Linked DNA regions of Mus musculus: region 2 is linked to region 1. The links are chromatin loops, found by intact Hi-C in ENCODE. Cell type or tissue: heart. All regions are shown on one strand. Each heading gives the region's core, and the rest is flanking DNA. Links, peaks and the distances in the headings are about the cores only.

Evidence for each region. A loop is a pair of places that touch in the nucleus more often than their neighbours do. Peaks named below come from ENCODE experiments on the same cell type or tissue, not always from the same donor. Only the 100,000 strongest peaks of a DNase experiment are listed, where the experiment ranks them.
Region 2: it touches region 1 in a loop (4-fold over the local background); 3 of 42 quality-filtered maps call a loop at or near these places.

The regions. Positions count from the first base shown.
Region 1 is chr6:49,587,752-49,595,476 of GRCm38, reverse strand. No RefSeq gene overlaps it. Among named protein-coding and RNA genes, the nearest start is that of Gm31226, 42 kb to the left of the region's middle. In heart, for the core only: no CTCF peak of the experiment used is centred there; a DNase peak (open chromatin) is centred at 4,036.
Region 2 is chr6:49,667,347-49,675,071 of GRCm38, reverse strand. It overlaps Gm31226 (a long non-coding RNA gene), which reads right to left. Exons shown (of 5, transcript XR_377650.2): 3 at 3,344-3,430. Among named protein-coding and RNA genes, the nearest start is that of Gm31226, 38 kb to the right of the region's middle. In heart, for the core only: no CTCF peak of the experiment used is centred there; a DNase peak (open chromatin) is centred at 3,901.

The sequences.
Region 1 (7,725 bases), core at 2,868-5,367:
ATCTCTGGAACTGGAGTTAAGGAAGTTACAAGTCACCACACAAGTCTTCTACAAGAGCCAGAACCTCTCTGCCATCCCACCAGCTCCATGCTTTTAGTTTGGAAGGAGCCTCCATATTGATTTCCACGGTAGTTAGACTGCTTTGTGTGCCCACCAGCGGGGTGTCAGGGTTGCTTTTCAGATGTCTCCTTAACTGCATTGGTTGTTTTTTGGCTTATTTTCTGGTAACTATTCTGACTGGGGTGAGATGGAATCTCAATGCAGTTTTGACGGTTAGGGATACTGAATATCTTTTCACGTATTTATAGTCTTCTTACATTTTTTATGTATTATATTTGGTAATTCTATTGCCTTTATTATGCTGACATATGTTCTATTTCTAGTTTCTTCAGGGCTGTCATTATGAAGTGATCATGAATTTTATTAGACTTTTCTACATCTAATAATGTCATATGATTTTTGCGCTTAATTTTCATTGTGTGATATATTGTATTTATTAGTCTACATACATTGAATAATCTTTGAATCTCTAAAATGAAACCAACTTGATTGCGGTGCGTCTTTTAATGTGTTGCTAATTTCAGTTTGCAGGCATTTTTTTGAGGATAGTTTCATTCCTATACATCCAGGCTATACCTCTCTCTTTTGCTATATCCATATCTAATTCAGATACCAAGGTAATAGCGACTTCATAAAACACATTCCTCCCCGTCTATGACTGTTTGACTGACAGCTATCAAATGCACCTCTTGTGCCTAGTTGCCTTACATGATATCTTTCAACTGAGCAAAACAATCTCCATTTTCATCAAACAACCAGACTGTCATCATAGCATCCTGGTCACTTTGAACACTACAAGGACACTTTGGGAAAGCCACACTCCAACTGGAAGACATTGCAACCACAGCTGGTATTAGGTCACACACCTCTGCACAGGAGGCCATGCTACAGTCCTGCCAGCACCAGGACTGGGAAACTTCAGCTCATCTGCAACCTCCTGATGGCCCTGCCAACAGCTGCTCTGAGCCTGGTACCAACAGTCCTTAGCAAGGTTGACCAGGAGGAGGAGCACCCCCACCCCCACCTCACACCCGTGTCTTGCAAAAGGCCCATGATTGACAGAAGAGGGGTTGTATCTGCATAAGGTTTGTGATTGAGCTTATGTGATGATTGTGTTGGCAGAATGGGAAACTGTAAATCTACAAGGCTGTGATTGGTGGAATTATACTCCAAGCAAAAGTGTGCCAAGTCCCCTCTTCTAACTATATAAGCAGGTTGCTTGCCACCACTTTATGGTTAGTTTGGGAGGTCTCATAGTCATCTACCACCACCGATGTACGTTAAGCATAGCAGAGTCTTTTCTTGAATGTTTTATCGGCTGGTGCTCTCTATCACAGGCTCGGTTGGCTGAACAAAGAGCAAGCAGGAAGCCAGAACTACTGGCCCTGGGAAAAGCAGTAGTGGTGGCACCAGTGGCCAGGAGACGGCTTAGATTTACCAAGAAGTACAACAGCTAGGCACCCCAAGTCCCTAATGCTGAGAAGCAAGAGCTTCAGAAAGCCACCAAGAGCTAAAGACCCCATTAGCTGAAGCTCTAAGCTTTAACACCGGGAGGTGGCTGAAGAGTCTCAAAGAATGCCTAAGGATAGATAAACTGCAAGAGGCTAAACCAATGAAGGACAGTTGAAAGCTGAGCCCATGGGGGCTGCAGATAAGCAGAGATGAGAGTGTAGGCTAGAAGGATTGCATGCCTAGCTCCTGAGAAGTATTTGAGAGAGAAGCCAAGGGTTAAAGAGCTAAGAGTCCTGAAGCTCAGAAGCTGTGGGATGTCAGAGTTCCTATCCCAGAGCAATACGCCTCTGGCTTTGAAGGGTAGAGCCATAAGCCTCTCACTCTCGTGTGTGGCATTTCTAAATCTCCATATTTAGAAACCCTGTTTGTAAGCACCAGGGACCCAGGAGCTGCCCTTGCTCTGTGTGTGATTTCTTGTGTGGACAGAACAGGAGAATTCCCAACCAGCCACTTGGAACAATAACAACAGATTTCCTATCTATCTGAGATATAAAAATCTTTATCCTTCTTTTCCTAAATATTTCCCAGCTGTGATCATTCAGGTAAATATTTTTTAAGAGTATGTCAGACAAAATCCTACTAGGATCAATGTAAATGAAGTAACTCAAGGCTCAACAAAGGGAACTAAAGTTAGAATTCAAACCCAGGCAGAGGTGGCAAAGCCAGGGCTGTGGACTGCAAACCACTAGCCTGATGATGGTAATTAGGGGAGCAAGGGACATTTAAATGAGGTCAAGTGACTCTAGATGTAATTCTTGACTAGGGATTCTTTAAGTATGTAAGGCACCATCCACTCAAAGTGACCCGAGAGAGGCGTGGCTGGATGCTAAACAGACAAGAAATTGACACTCGATGGTTGCTTTGGGCAGATAGAAAGTAGACTGTTGTATCTGAGTTGTCTATAGTAAAGAGTCGAAAAGCAAAGCACTGTCTGTATGTATCCAGGGCTGTCAGTAAGAGCGCCCCAGGGCCAGATCCAGGACTGTACAGAACATGAGTGCAGCAGGCATGTGCAGTTGTCGAGATGCATGTTACCCAGGCATATCTGTGCTGGCCAGGAAACATTGCATACTAGGCCCAACTGCTACAGTGCTGGCCCAGAGACAGACAGGGCTGCTGTGAGGGTCCTCAGATCCAAAGCCAGGCACGGTTGGATGAATACATCAGCCATATGCTATCTTATATAGCCATACTCCTTCCCAGAGAAGGCACTTCATAGTATCTTTGAAGCATGGCTGTCTAATTTATAATATTCAATGGCCTAACTCTCACAGGCAGAGAGAGCAAACAATGTGCTTCTTTCCCTGGCACTGAGAATTGAACCAGGGCCTTGAGCACATAGTACTCTATCACTCAGCTCTGTCCACAGCCCTATGTTTAGAGCAGTGTGTGTGTGTGTGTGTGTGTGTGTGTGTGTGTGTGTGTGTGTGTGCATGAGTGCATGCATGCATGCATATGTGTTGTTGCTGCTGCTGTTTTTGTTTGTTTGGTTTTGGTTTTGTTGTTTTTTTTTTTTTACACAGACCCTATGTTGCTTTTGATACAAAAGCAATGCTTTATCATGAGTTTTGTTTCTGAACTTTGGGCTAGGCATGGTGGTGGTGTATGCCTATATCAGCACTTGAGAAGTGGAGGCAAGACAACCAAGAATTCAAGGTCATCCTTAGCTACACAATGAATAAAGTTTGGGCCAGCCTAGGCTACATGAGACACTGCCTCAAGGCAGTGTACCTCTGACATGACTGTTAACTCTCATGTTTCCCACCACTCCCTCTTAGGTTCATAAGTCATATGCAGCCTGCCTCGACTACATAGTGACTCCATGTAGAAGGATGGAATATCTGAACTATGTTTCTCAGAGACTGTGGAATTCTCTCAAAGCAGGTTTGAAAGGATGGACTCCTCCAATTCTTTGGTGCAGATTCACCTCTAAAATGTTATAAGGTGTCATGGTGTCTTGTCAGGAGGATTGAACATCTTGAAATCCAAAAGGTTCACTAAGAGCTTGGACTCTGGAGTCAAAAGTCCCATCAGAATCCAACTGGCAAAGGAATTGTTCTGTGTCTCAGTTCCCTAATGTGTGAAGGAGGATGGAGAAGAGAAGCTCCAGGCACAGATGAGTCATAGCTCTCACCAGAAGTTATGTGATCAGGGACATATCTCAACCTCTTGAAACTTCAGCTCCCCCTCACCTGACCCACCCCCACCCTCCATCAACTGATAATCGGAAATAATCGATTCTGAGTGTGAAGACCAGCCAAGACAGTACATGGAACTCCAGGGCTGTGCAAGTGCTGCTTACTATTTTTATAGCACTATTCTATTTCGTTCTGCCAGGCCAAGAGCAGGGCTGTGCCACAACAGTTTGGGGAAAGCAAAGGAAGCCCAGAGCCTCCAACCACTCTTGTCACTGTCAAAACAGAAGAGTGACTTTGGCAGCATTTCAGCCCCATGGTGTGTACTGAGCCCTGGAACTTGGCAAGGCACAGCCATCTGCGCTTGCCCCTGTGGTGATTGCTGAACTCTAGAGCTTTTAAATAGAAACCCACACAGTTCTGCCCAGATGACCAGGCTGCAACTGTAGGTGTGAATGTAACTCCAAAACCCTTGAGAGTTTTTAAATGCCATATTTTTACAGTTCCGGATCAAATAGAAACCGCTCTGCACATTCACCCACCAGGTTCCAGCAGAAAAATGCCATCTCTGTCACCACAGCAACACTCTGCTTCTCTCCATGGGTCTCGCAAGGTTTTCCCGATTGTGGAGCACCACACATAGGTCACCTGCTCATTCCAAAGTAACTCTTGCTCCCTGCTACTGCCACTAAGGCTTGCCTTCCAGCTTCCTGATGCCTTCTGTTCTGCACAGACGAGGAAAGTCCCCAGCCTGGGTGATAACAAACACAACCCCAAGGCCTCAGAACTAGAAGCAAACTTTATTTTCTAAAACTAGCTGCTGTACAGGAGACAAGAGAATAGGAGCCTTGATAGCAAGAAGTCAGGCAGCTACCACACAGGATTCCCTAACAGGCAACACAGGAACCATCCTCCCACATTCCAGTGGTATCAGCCTAGTTTAAAACAAAATGCAAACTCTTGTGGACCTTACAAGTAAGCAAAAAAAAAAAAAAAAAATGGATAGTAAGCAAGTGCTTGCAAGTCTGATGAATTCCATACAAGGGTGGCAAGCATGTAATGAAGTGGTCAGCCTGGCTTGGGTGCAAGCACACTGATGGGATATTCTCATTTGGAGAAATGTTTACTTGTGCCAAGACTGGAAGTAGGGGAGAAATGGTCTCAGGGAGCAGGGATAGAAGAGACAACTCCCAGGAAAGGCAGCTGTATACTCAAAGGGAACCCACCTTACTAGATCCAGAAGCAGCAGGTACAGCAGCAGGCAAGCAGGTGGATGGGCAGGCAGGCAGGCAAGCAAGCAGGCAGGCAGGCAGGCAGGCAGGCAGCAGGCAGCAGGCAAGCAGGTGGATGGGCAGGCAGGCAGGCAAGCAGGCAGGCAGGCAGGCAGGCAGGCAGCAGGCAGCAGGCAGCAGGCAGCAGGCAGCAGGCAGCAGGCAGCAGGCAGCAGGCAGGCAGGCAGCAGGCAGCAGGCAGCAGGCAGCAGGCAGCAGGCAGCAGGCAGCAGGCAGGCAGGCAGGCAGGCAGGCAGCAGGCAGGCAGCAGGCAGCAGGCAGCAGGCAGGCAGGCAGGCAGCAGGCAGCAGGCAAGCAAGCAGGCAGGCAGCAGGCAGCAGGCAGCAGGCAAGCAAGCAGGCAGGCAGGCAGGCAGCAGGCAGCAGGCAGCAGGCAGCAGGCAGCAGGCAGCAGGCAGCAGGCAGCAGGCAGCAGGCAGCAGGCAGGCAGGCAGCAGGCAGGCAGGCAGGCAGGCAGGCAGGCAGGCAGGCAGGCAGGCAGCAGGCAGCAGGCAGCAGGCAGCAGGCAGGCAGGCAGCAGGCAGGCAGGCAGCAGGCAGCAGGCAGCAGGCAGCAGGCAGCAGGCAGCAGGCAGCAGGCAGCAGGCAGCAGGCAGCAGGCAGCAGGCAGCAGGCAGCAGGCAGGCAGGCAGGCAGGCAGGCAGCAGGCAGCAGGCAGCAGGCAGGCAGGCAGGCAGGCAGGCAGGCAGGCAGGCAGCAGGCAGCAGGCAGGCAGGCAGGCAGCAGGCAGCAGGCAGCAGGCAGCAGGCAGCAGGCAGCAGGCAGGCAGGCAGGCAGGCAGGTAGCAGGCAGCAGGCAGCAGGCAGGCAGGCAGGCAGGCAGGTAGCAGGCAGCAGGCAGCAGGCAGGCAGGCAGGCAGGCAGGCAGCAGGCAGGCAGGCAGGCAGGCAGGTAGCAGGCAGGCAGGCAGGCATATAGATAGATAGGGCTCTGTCTATTATGAAAAAGATTGAGATCTAGAAGGGTTCACACAGGGGAGTGTCTTTAAGAGACCATCTGCCTGTGATAGAAAAAGAATAGGATTAGAGCAGCACAGGGGTCAGCAGGTGAGGTGAAGGTGATGTTGCAGGGCAGGCCAGGCCTGGACCAGTCACAGGAATGGGATGGAGAAAAAGCAAGGGATTCAGGAGAGCTACAGGAGGAAGAATGCACAGGGCTTGGTGATTGGCAGGCTAGAGGAAACAAAACAGATAAAGGCAGCTTTAGCTATTTTTTCCCTGTGCAAAACAATAGATATTGTTATTTACTGAAAGCAGAGACTTGAACCAGCTTGAAGGAGCATATGGGAAATTCTGTTTGGGCCAGGTTTATAAACTATCTTGTAGAGAAGCCAAATATAGAATTGATAAACCAGCCCAGAGCTCACAGTAAAGGTCTGGGCTCTGTTGTTTTCCTAGACAGTAAAGATAATAGATTCTAGAGTATTCTCACTGGTGGTGTTAATTGAATAGTCAGCATTTGCTTTTAACTCAAGATGAGAGATACAAAAGGCAGAGAGACTTCAAATCCCTGGTTGGTCATCCCATGAGCCTAGTGACAATCAGGCAGTGCTCCCAGGCAGTGCTCTGTCTAACCTGCGGTCTCCAACAGAAAACACCGGATGAAACCAAATGTCAGTGATTCATTCGGAGAATTGAAACATGGCACTCCCTCTTTGTTTCAGTCTCCTTTTCAGTTACCTGGTGATCAACTTTGAGCTAAAAATATTTTTAAAAATTCCAGAAATAAGCAATTCAAATGTTAAATTACAAGCTATTCTGAGTAGTGAATTGAAATCTCATTCCATTCCACTGACTCTCATCTAGGATGTGAATATCCCTTGGTCTGCTGTGACCACACTCTACATACTACCTTCCCAATAGTTACATAGCAGCCATCTTGGCTTTACTAACTACCAACGTTTTGCAGTATTTGTGTTCCAATAGCCTTGATTTATCTCATTATGGCCCCAAAGCACAAGAGTAGTGATGCCAGCCAGTGTAATATGTCACAGAGAATAGTAAGAGGGTTTCCTTTAAGTGAAGATGTAAAGGTCAGGACTTAATAAGGAACAAAAGCAACAAGGGGATGTATTTATAAATAAGATGACAAGAACAACCCCACCTTTGTAACTGTAAAGGAAAAAAAAATTAGTTTCCCTGTAGCATTTCAAATTGCAAAAGTCACACAGCATGTGGGTGGCCTTAAGGGGATGGCATGTGGTTTGTGCCCATGTATACACAGGTGTACACAGGAGTCGGTAACCCCCAGGATCTTGGGAGTCTACTGGGGCCTTGGAATATATCTGCCACCGAAAACAGAGATGGTGTGCATCAGCTATACATAAAAGCCCTATAATGTTATTGGTAATCTTAGGACTTAAACTATTAGTAGCCATTGATCAACCTGAAGTTCAAGCTTCTTATACTCTGCTGTTGTTAGTGCTATGTGAGACCTCACTCAACCCTTAACTCCAGGAAGTAGACGCGAAACCACCCCATTTTACACACACAGACTAACCCACAAAAATGTGAAACCCTGAACTGGGTATGGTGCTGCACACCTTTCATCTCAGCACTAGAGAGACAGAGTTAAGTGGACCTCCATGAGTTTGAGGCCAACCTAGCCTACATAGCAAGTTCCAGACCAGCCAAGGCTACATAGTGAGACCGCATCTCAAAGGAGGAAAACCGTGAGGCACCATCCCAACATCAATTGATACAAACCCAGTGATACAAACCCAGGCCTGT
Region 2 (7,725 bases), core at 2,703-5,202, 80 kb before region 1:
AATTTTCTGAGGAACCGACAAAATGATTTCCAGAGTGGTTGTAACAGCTTGCAATCCTACCAGTAGTGGAGGAGTGTTCCTCTTTCTCCACATCCTCACCAGCATCTGCTGTCAGCATCTGAGTTTTTTATCTTAGCCATTCTGACTGGTGTGAGGTGGAATCTCAGGGTTGTTTTGATTTGCATTTCCCTGATGATTAAGGATGTTGAACATTTTTTAGGTGCTTCTCAGCCATTCAGTATTCCTTAGTTGAGAATTCTTTGTTTAGCTTATTTATAATAGCCAGAAGCTGGAACGAACCCAGATATCCCTCAACAGAGGAATGGATACAGAAAATGTGGTACATTTACACAATGGAGTACTATGCAGCTAATAAAAACAATAAATTTATGAAATTCATAGACAAATGGATGGATCTGGAGGATATCATCCTAAGTGAGGTAGCCCAATCATAAAAGAACACACATGATATGGACTCACTGATAAGTGGATATTAGCCCAGAAGCTCAGAATACCCAAGATACAATTCATAAACCACATGAAACTCAAGAAGGAAGACCAAAGTGTGAATACTTCAATCCTTCTTAGAAGGGGAACAAAATACCCATGGAAGGAGTCACAGAAACAAAGTTCTGAGCAGAGACTGAAGGAATGACCATCCAGAGACTGCCCTACCTGGAGATCCACCCCATAAACAACCACCAAACCCAGGCACTATTGTAGATGCCAACAAGAGCTAGCTGACAGGAGCTAGCTTTATCAGAACTAGCTGATAAAGCTGTCTCTTGAAAGGCTCTTCCAGTGCCTGACAAATACAGAAGTAGATGCTCACAGCCATCTATTGAACAGAGCACAGGGTCCCCAATGAAGGAGCTAGAGAAAGAACCCAAGGAGCTGAAGAGGTTTGCAGCCCCCTAGGAGGAACAACAATATGAACTAACCAGTACCCCCAGAGTTCCCTGCGACTAAAACACCAAGCAAAGAAAACACATGGAGGGACTTGTGGATCTAGCTGCATATTTAGCAGAGAAAATGGCCTAGTCGGTCATCAATGGGAAGAGAGGCCCTTGGACCTGTGAAGGGTCTATGCCCCAGTATAGGGGATTGCCAGGACTAGAAAGCAGTAGTGGGTGGGTTGTGGAGTAGAGGGAGGTGGTGGGGATAGGGAATTTTCAGAGGAGAAGCTAGGAAAGGGGATATTTGAAATGTAAATAAAGAAAATATCTAATAAAAATACTAAAAAGGGGGGAGTGGAAATCTGGGGGAATAAAGGGATACAGAAGTGTGGCAGAGAGATGGGGGTGCTGAAGGGGTGTTCGATCAAATGAAATATGCATGAACTTGTCATAAGGAAATTTGTTACTTAGTACAGAAATTTTTTAAAAAGGGTTTTGAAAAACAGGTTGAGTCTCACAGGCAAAGCGTGGGCAGAGCCACAGTGAGTTTTGTGTTCTGTCTAGTGGTCACTGAGGCAATGGGCCCACGGGGCAAGGGTGGGGCTGACACGGAAAGTACAATAGACATCTGTAAGTCAGTATGAAGGGCTGAGCTCAGTGATTCACAAACCTACTCCAAAAGCAGGGGGATTCATAGAGCAGGTGCTTGCTACTGCCCGTGAAGCAGGGGCTAGCTGCCCCGATAATGCCAAACAGGAATCTGTCACCCAGGAGCAAGGGGGACCAATTCAGCTGTGCTTAGTGGTGTAGCTTTGGTTGGTTGGTTGGTTGGTTGGTTGGTTGGTTGGTTTAGGGTTTTTTGTTTTTGTTTTGGGGTTTTGTTTTGTTTTGTTTTTGAGACAGGATCTGCCTCTGTAGCCCTGGCTGGCCTGGAACTTGGTATGTAGACCAAGCTAGCCTCAAACTCACAGATATCATCTGCCTCTGCTTTCTGAATTCTGGCACAGCAGCTGAGTGCTGGCTAGTAGTGCTGTTTTGATGGGCATCTGAGAAAGCCCTTTTATATTTCTTCCTAATCCACCTCTAAAGGTCAAGGAAATAGGCTGTCCATATATTAAACTAGAATAAACCAATCTTCAGATGGTAGCTTAAAACTTAGAAAATGTTTCTCTAAGGATCTTCAAATCATAAGCTAAAAGACAATTTAAAAAATCCAAGATTAAGAATTAACCTAAAACAATTGGCCTTTTCTATGAAACAATTCAAAATGTGGGTGATAATGGTGAATGAAATATTATGCAACTTTCTGAGAGTGTTACACTTTCCAAGTTCATGCTGATGTATATATGTTTAATGTGTCCTTTTCCCCTCAACTGTAGTTGGGAAATTTAAATTTGTAAACAAAAGCACACCAGAAATGTGACATAGCAGAACACATTTTAATGGGTGTGATAAGCCCATCAGTAAGGAATAGACACCGTACATCACATGTGAAAGTGATGCCTATAAATTTTTTTCTGCAAAGAAATTGGCCTGGCATCTCTTTTATAGCTATGAAACCCTAGAGGGATGGATGGTGAGGACACCGCATTCTGTCTGGCCAGGAATAACAAGGGACTGTAGATTATAGACACTGCAGCTGAAACCTGGGAGAAAAGAACTGAATAATTATTGGTTCCTGCTCTCAGTAGACAAGCTAATAAGGACAATAAAAATACTTCTAGCACATAAGAGGAATAAAAGTCCACCCCTGAAGGCTCTATAAAGCTTTCAGACAGAAATGGACTCCCATGGCTCTGTGTCTTATGGTCCTACTTGTGTTACCACATCACAAAGGGGCACCTGTGTATTCATCAACATCCTTTGTGACACCTGTGTGAGTAAAACCAACCGAATAAAAGAAAGCATCAGATCAATGATGTGAATGAGATAGCTAAGCAAACCCATGAGAACAAATGGACACCCTTGTGGGAATTAAGGAGGAAGATGGTCTTATGTGCCTCCTTCATGAGTAACTACTAGCTAGGCTGGTTCCAAAGCCAGAAATTGTGAGACACCCACTCGAGATGGAAAATAACAGAGAAAGCAAGGTTGAGGGGGAGGGTGATGTGGGCAGCTAGACTTATCTTGTAGACTCCAAAATATGTGAACCTTGAATCATAAGCCATAGACTCCCTTTAAAACTAATGAGCTAGGGAAATGGTTTAATGGGTAAGAGTAAACCTGGAGTTCAAATCCCCTATACACATGTTAAAGGCTGGTCAAAGCTGTGTGTACCTGTAACCATAGATAGCACAGTAGGAGGGGGAAGGTGTAGGAGGGAGTGTCCAGAGACAGGCAGACCCCAAGAGTTTGCTGGTCACCCTAGCCAAATCGGTGACCTCCAGATTCCATGAGAAACCCTCACCTCAAGGCACTAGAATGAAGAGCAACGAAGGCATACACACCCAATGTCCTCTGCTGGCTCTCTTCATCTGTGCTCATGCAGGCTTATACCTCGGCACACTCATGTCTATGCAGCACACATGTACAACCTACTATGCATTAAAAGAAAAAAAGCAATGTTATTTTTGACTTCTGAAATGATGATGTCATCAGATAGATGAACACCTTTGAGAATAAGCCAATCAAGTGAGAAGATTGCTAGGAAGATGCAACAGCAACCTTGAGTATCTTGACTTCTGGTCTTTCAGTAGCTAATTGCTTTGTTTGAGCCATCTTCATAAACCTAGACTTCCTTGCAAGCTATTTTTTCTGTTCTAAATTAGTTTTGTTTCTGTGGCTTCCTTCCATGTTTTAAACCTCTCCATCTAAGAAATAGCTCCCGGCAAAAAGGCTTAGGCAAGTTTCTTGCGGACCTGCCCCAGATTCTCTGACCCTGGCTTAGTTCCATGTACAGGTAGTTGGCAGCCACCACCTTATATAATGCGGATCCCCAAGGGCTTGGCAGCCTTGGACAGCTCTGAGCCTCCACTGTTGGCATCTGGCTGTGGCAGGCAGCCATGTGTCTGGCACCACCAGGTTATGTCATCCCCTTTTTAGCCTTGTAGACCCTTTTAACCTTCAGAAATGGTCCTAAGAGGAGCCAAGAGCAAGAGGGTGAGCGGAGGCCTTTGGATGCGGTCAGCCCAAGTGTGAAGAAAGTCCTGGGATCTAATCTGCTTTCTCCATGAGGCTGTCTGTGAATGAATGGAGTCGGCCTGCCTCCCAGCCGTTATCTGCTTATTTTAAAAGTCTCCATGGCTTCCTATTAGATCTCCCTTCCCTCTCCTGTTAAACTGGGTCTGGAAAGCAGCCTGCTGCCCTTCATCTGCTGTCTCAATTAGCCAGCCCTGCGCTGATTACCGTCTTGTCCATTCACTCTCCAGACACTCCCGCATTTCCTGAATCAAGTCAGTTTCTCCCTTCCTCTCTCCCTCTGAAGCACTCACTAAGCCTGCAGCCCACATGACTCCAGCTGCCTCCTGCCTCTGTTGAATAGGGGTTGGGAGGTGGGGCGTCCTGCTCACATCTCTGGGTGCTTTTGGGAGTTTACATGGGATTAAGGATAACCCAAACTCTTTGGTTTTGCCTTAGTCTCGATAACTAAGGACTCTTGGTTGAACCCAATTGTCATGAAATCACATCTCAGAAGTTAAATCAGCCAAGTCCTTCCTGCTCCCCTCCCCAACCCCTCTCCCACTCCATTCCCTCCCTCTATTCACCCCTAATGTCCACTCTATCTCTCCTTCTCAGTGAGATTCAAGCCCAGCCTTTCTTGTAACTTAACTTCCTCAGGTCTGCGGATTGTAGCATGGTTACCCTGTACTTTGGAGAGAGTATGGGCAGGGAGAACTGGAATTGGGGGTGGGGTGGGGCGGGGGCATCTCTTGGATGAGCTAGAAACCTAGGATAATGGAGGCTCCTGGAAATCTATAAGGGTGGCTCTGGCTGGGACTCCTAGCCGTGAGGGATATGGAGCCTAAAATGGCCACCTCCTGTGGCCAGAAAAGACCAATGGGGGGACTGGGACACCAGCCCAGCCACAAAATCTTAGACCCATAATTTCTCCTGCCAACAGGATCTGTAGGGGTAAAGATGAAGCAGAGATTGAAGAAATAGTCAACCAATGACTGGCCCAGCTTAAGACCCATGCCATGATAGAGAGCCCACCCCGACACGATTAATGATATTCTGCTATGCTTCCAGAAAGGTGCATGGCACAGCTGTCATCTGGGCCATTGCTCCAACCCCCAGCTTGCAGAGTCTCACACCCTATGTGTCCATATGAAGTATCTGCTAGTCCTTTCCCAAATGATGAAAGCTAACAAGCACCAGGCAGATGCTGAAAATGGATCTCTCATATACTTAAAAAGGAACACAGGATAAGCATGGGATCCCTGTTCTGAGTACACAAAGGACATGAAGTCAGGATGCTGAGGGGAGATCCCCACACTTGTATTCGGTGCAGCGATATTCACAGCAGGAAAGATGTGGAAGCTTAGTTGTCCAGTGAAGGGAGGAAGGGATTTAAGTGTGTACATAAAGAGGTGAACTGCTCTGTTCACTTAAAAATAGGGAAACCTGTCACCATAACAAAATGGATGAACATGAAAGATATGCTAGTGGAGATGAGCCAGACACAGAAGGGCAAGTGACACACAGAGATCTCACTTACTGGGGATGGGGTGGGAGTCTAATAAAGTGGAACTCAAGTTGTGAGAAGAAGCTACCAGAAGCTGGGCACAGAGAGGGACTTGCTGGGAGTTCCTGACCTCAGAGCACCAAGGTTCAAAGAGCTCTGAGCCCCATCACACAGTTGAGAACTATAGTCAACTGTAATGTGCATTTCAGAATAACTAACAGCAACTTTCAAATGTCTTAGAAGAATGATAGGTGAGCAAGGTGATGGCTGTGTTAGCTGGCTTTATTTGATCATTCCGTGTGGGGAGTGGAGGAAGCCTGCAGTGTAGGAAGTCCTGGGTAAATGTCTGTGGTTGACATGAGCCATCCGTGTCAAGGACCCTGGCCTCAGACCCATGGAAAAACCGCAAAGCCCTACCTCATCCTCCAACCAGGGAGAGGCTCAGAAGGATGACAAAGCCTTCTTCCTGTCTGCGTGCAGATGTTGAAAATGCTACAGAAAATGCCCACTGTAGCTTTCTTCCCATGGATGCTTACAGCCGTAAGTCTGCTCCACTACAGAAACTGCTCCTATGAAGATTATCTGTATCTGCCTCCTTGTTCAGTGGTATAACAATCCCACCTCCCTGTTCAACTGTTTACAATAAACACACTGAGATTTCAGGGTACCGAGGTTTCTCTGCCATACAGACAAGACCACACCTGACCCTAGTTTCTCTGTCTGTCTGTCTGTCTGTCTGTCTGTCTGTCTGTCATTTCTTCATTCCCTCATCACCCCAGTTCAGTCTATCCCTGGAATGCATGCTGGACATTGCAATGCCACATTAATTGCACCCAGTATCAAGCCAGCCATGGTGGTTTGAATGAGCAATGCCCCCTACAGTCTGTGTAATGGGAAATGTAGCCCCCAGCTGATGGTGCTGTTGGGAAGGCTACTGGGAGCCTTGCTGTAAGAGGAGGTAAACCACTGCAGGTATTTTTAGGTTGGCCCTGCTTGATATTCTCTCTCTCTCTCTCTCTCTCTCTCCCTCTCTCTCTCTCTCTTTCTCTCTCTCTCTCTGTGTCTGTCTCTCTGTCTCTCTGTCTCTCTGTCTCTCTCTCCATTCCTCCTTCCTTTTCTTCCTCCTTCCCTCCTCCTTCCTTGGGGTTGAAATGTGATCTGCTTCCTGACAGCCAGGCTAGCCTCACGATCTGCTACCATGTTTTCCTCAGCATGAAGGACTCTGTCCCCTCTGGACCTGAAAGTAAAGTAAACCTCTTCTTCCCTATCTTGCTTTTTTTGTCATTGTTTTTTATCACAGCAGTGAAAAGTAAGTGATGCACCATTACACTGGACCCAATAGGTCTAAAGGTTTACAAGTTAATCAAAACAATGTCAATAATTATGCTAAAGCAATGATCTATAAGTATTGAGTATCTGGGTCTCCCAAAGAGATAGTTAATCAGTCATATGATTACCACTCACACACACAGAGACACAGACACAGACACAGACACAGACACACACACACACACACACACACACACACGGCATATGCATCTTTAAATAACATTTTCTGCTTTCTCTTAGTTACTGTGATGGTTTGTTATGCTCAGTCCAGGGAGTGGCACTATTAAAAGGTATGGCTCTGTTCCTGGAATAGGTGTGGCCTTGCCATAGTAGATATGTCACTGTGGATTTGGGAAATAAGACCCTCATCCTGGCTGCATGGAAGCCAGTATTCTGTAGCAGCCTTCAGATGAAAATGTAGAACTCTCAGCTCCTCCTGCACCATGCCTACCTAGATGCTGCCATGTTTCTGCCATGATGTAATGGACTGAACCTCTGAACCTATAATCCAGCCCCAATTAAATGTTTTCCTTACAAGAGTTGCCTTGGTCATGGTATCTGTTCACAGCAGTAAAACCCTAACTAAGACAGTTACCAAGTGCTACTTTTAGTTAGGAATCACAGCTGTAAAACTAAATTCAGTTCCTTACACTTCTCCATGATGCTACCCTTTAATTTTGCACAATATATTATTGTATATTGTTTTAAATAAAATAATAAAAATATTTATCTCAGAAAAATAGACCCAAAATCCAGAAAAGAAAATGCAATGTATAGAAAGGATTTTCCACCCATGACTAAATCTGACTTATGATCCAAAAAGAGAAAGTAGAGAATGCAAGAAATCACTAATTGATAAATAGTACAGGAAAGAAC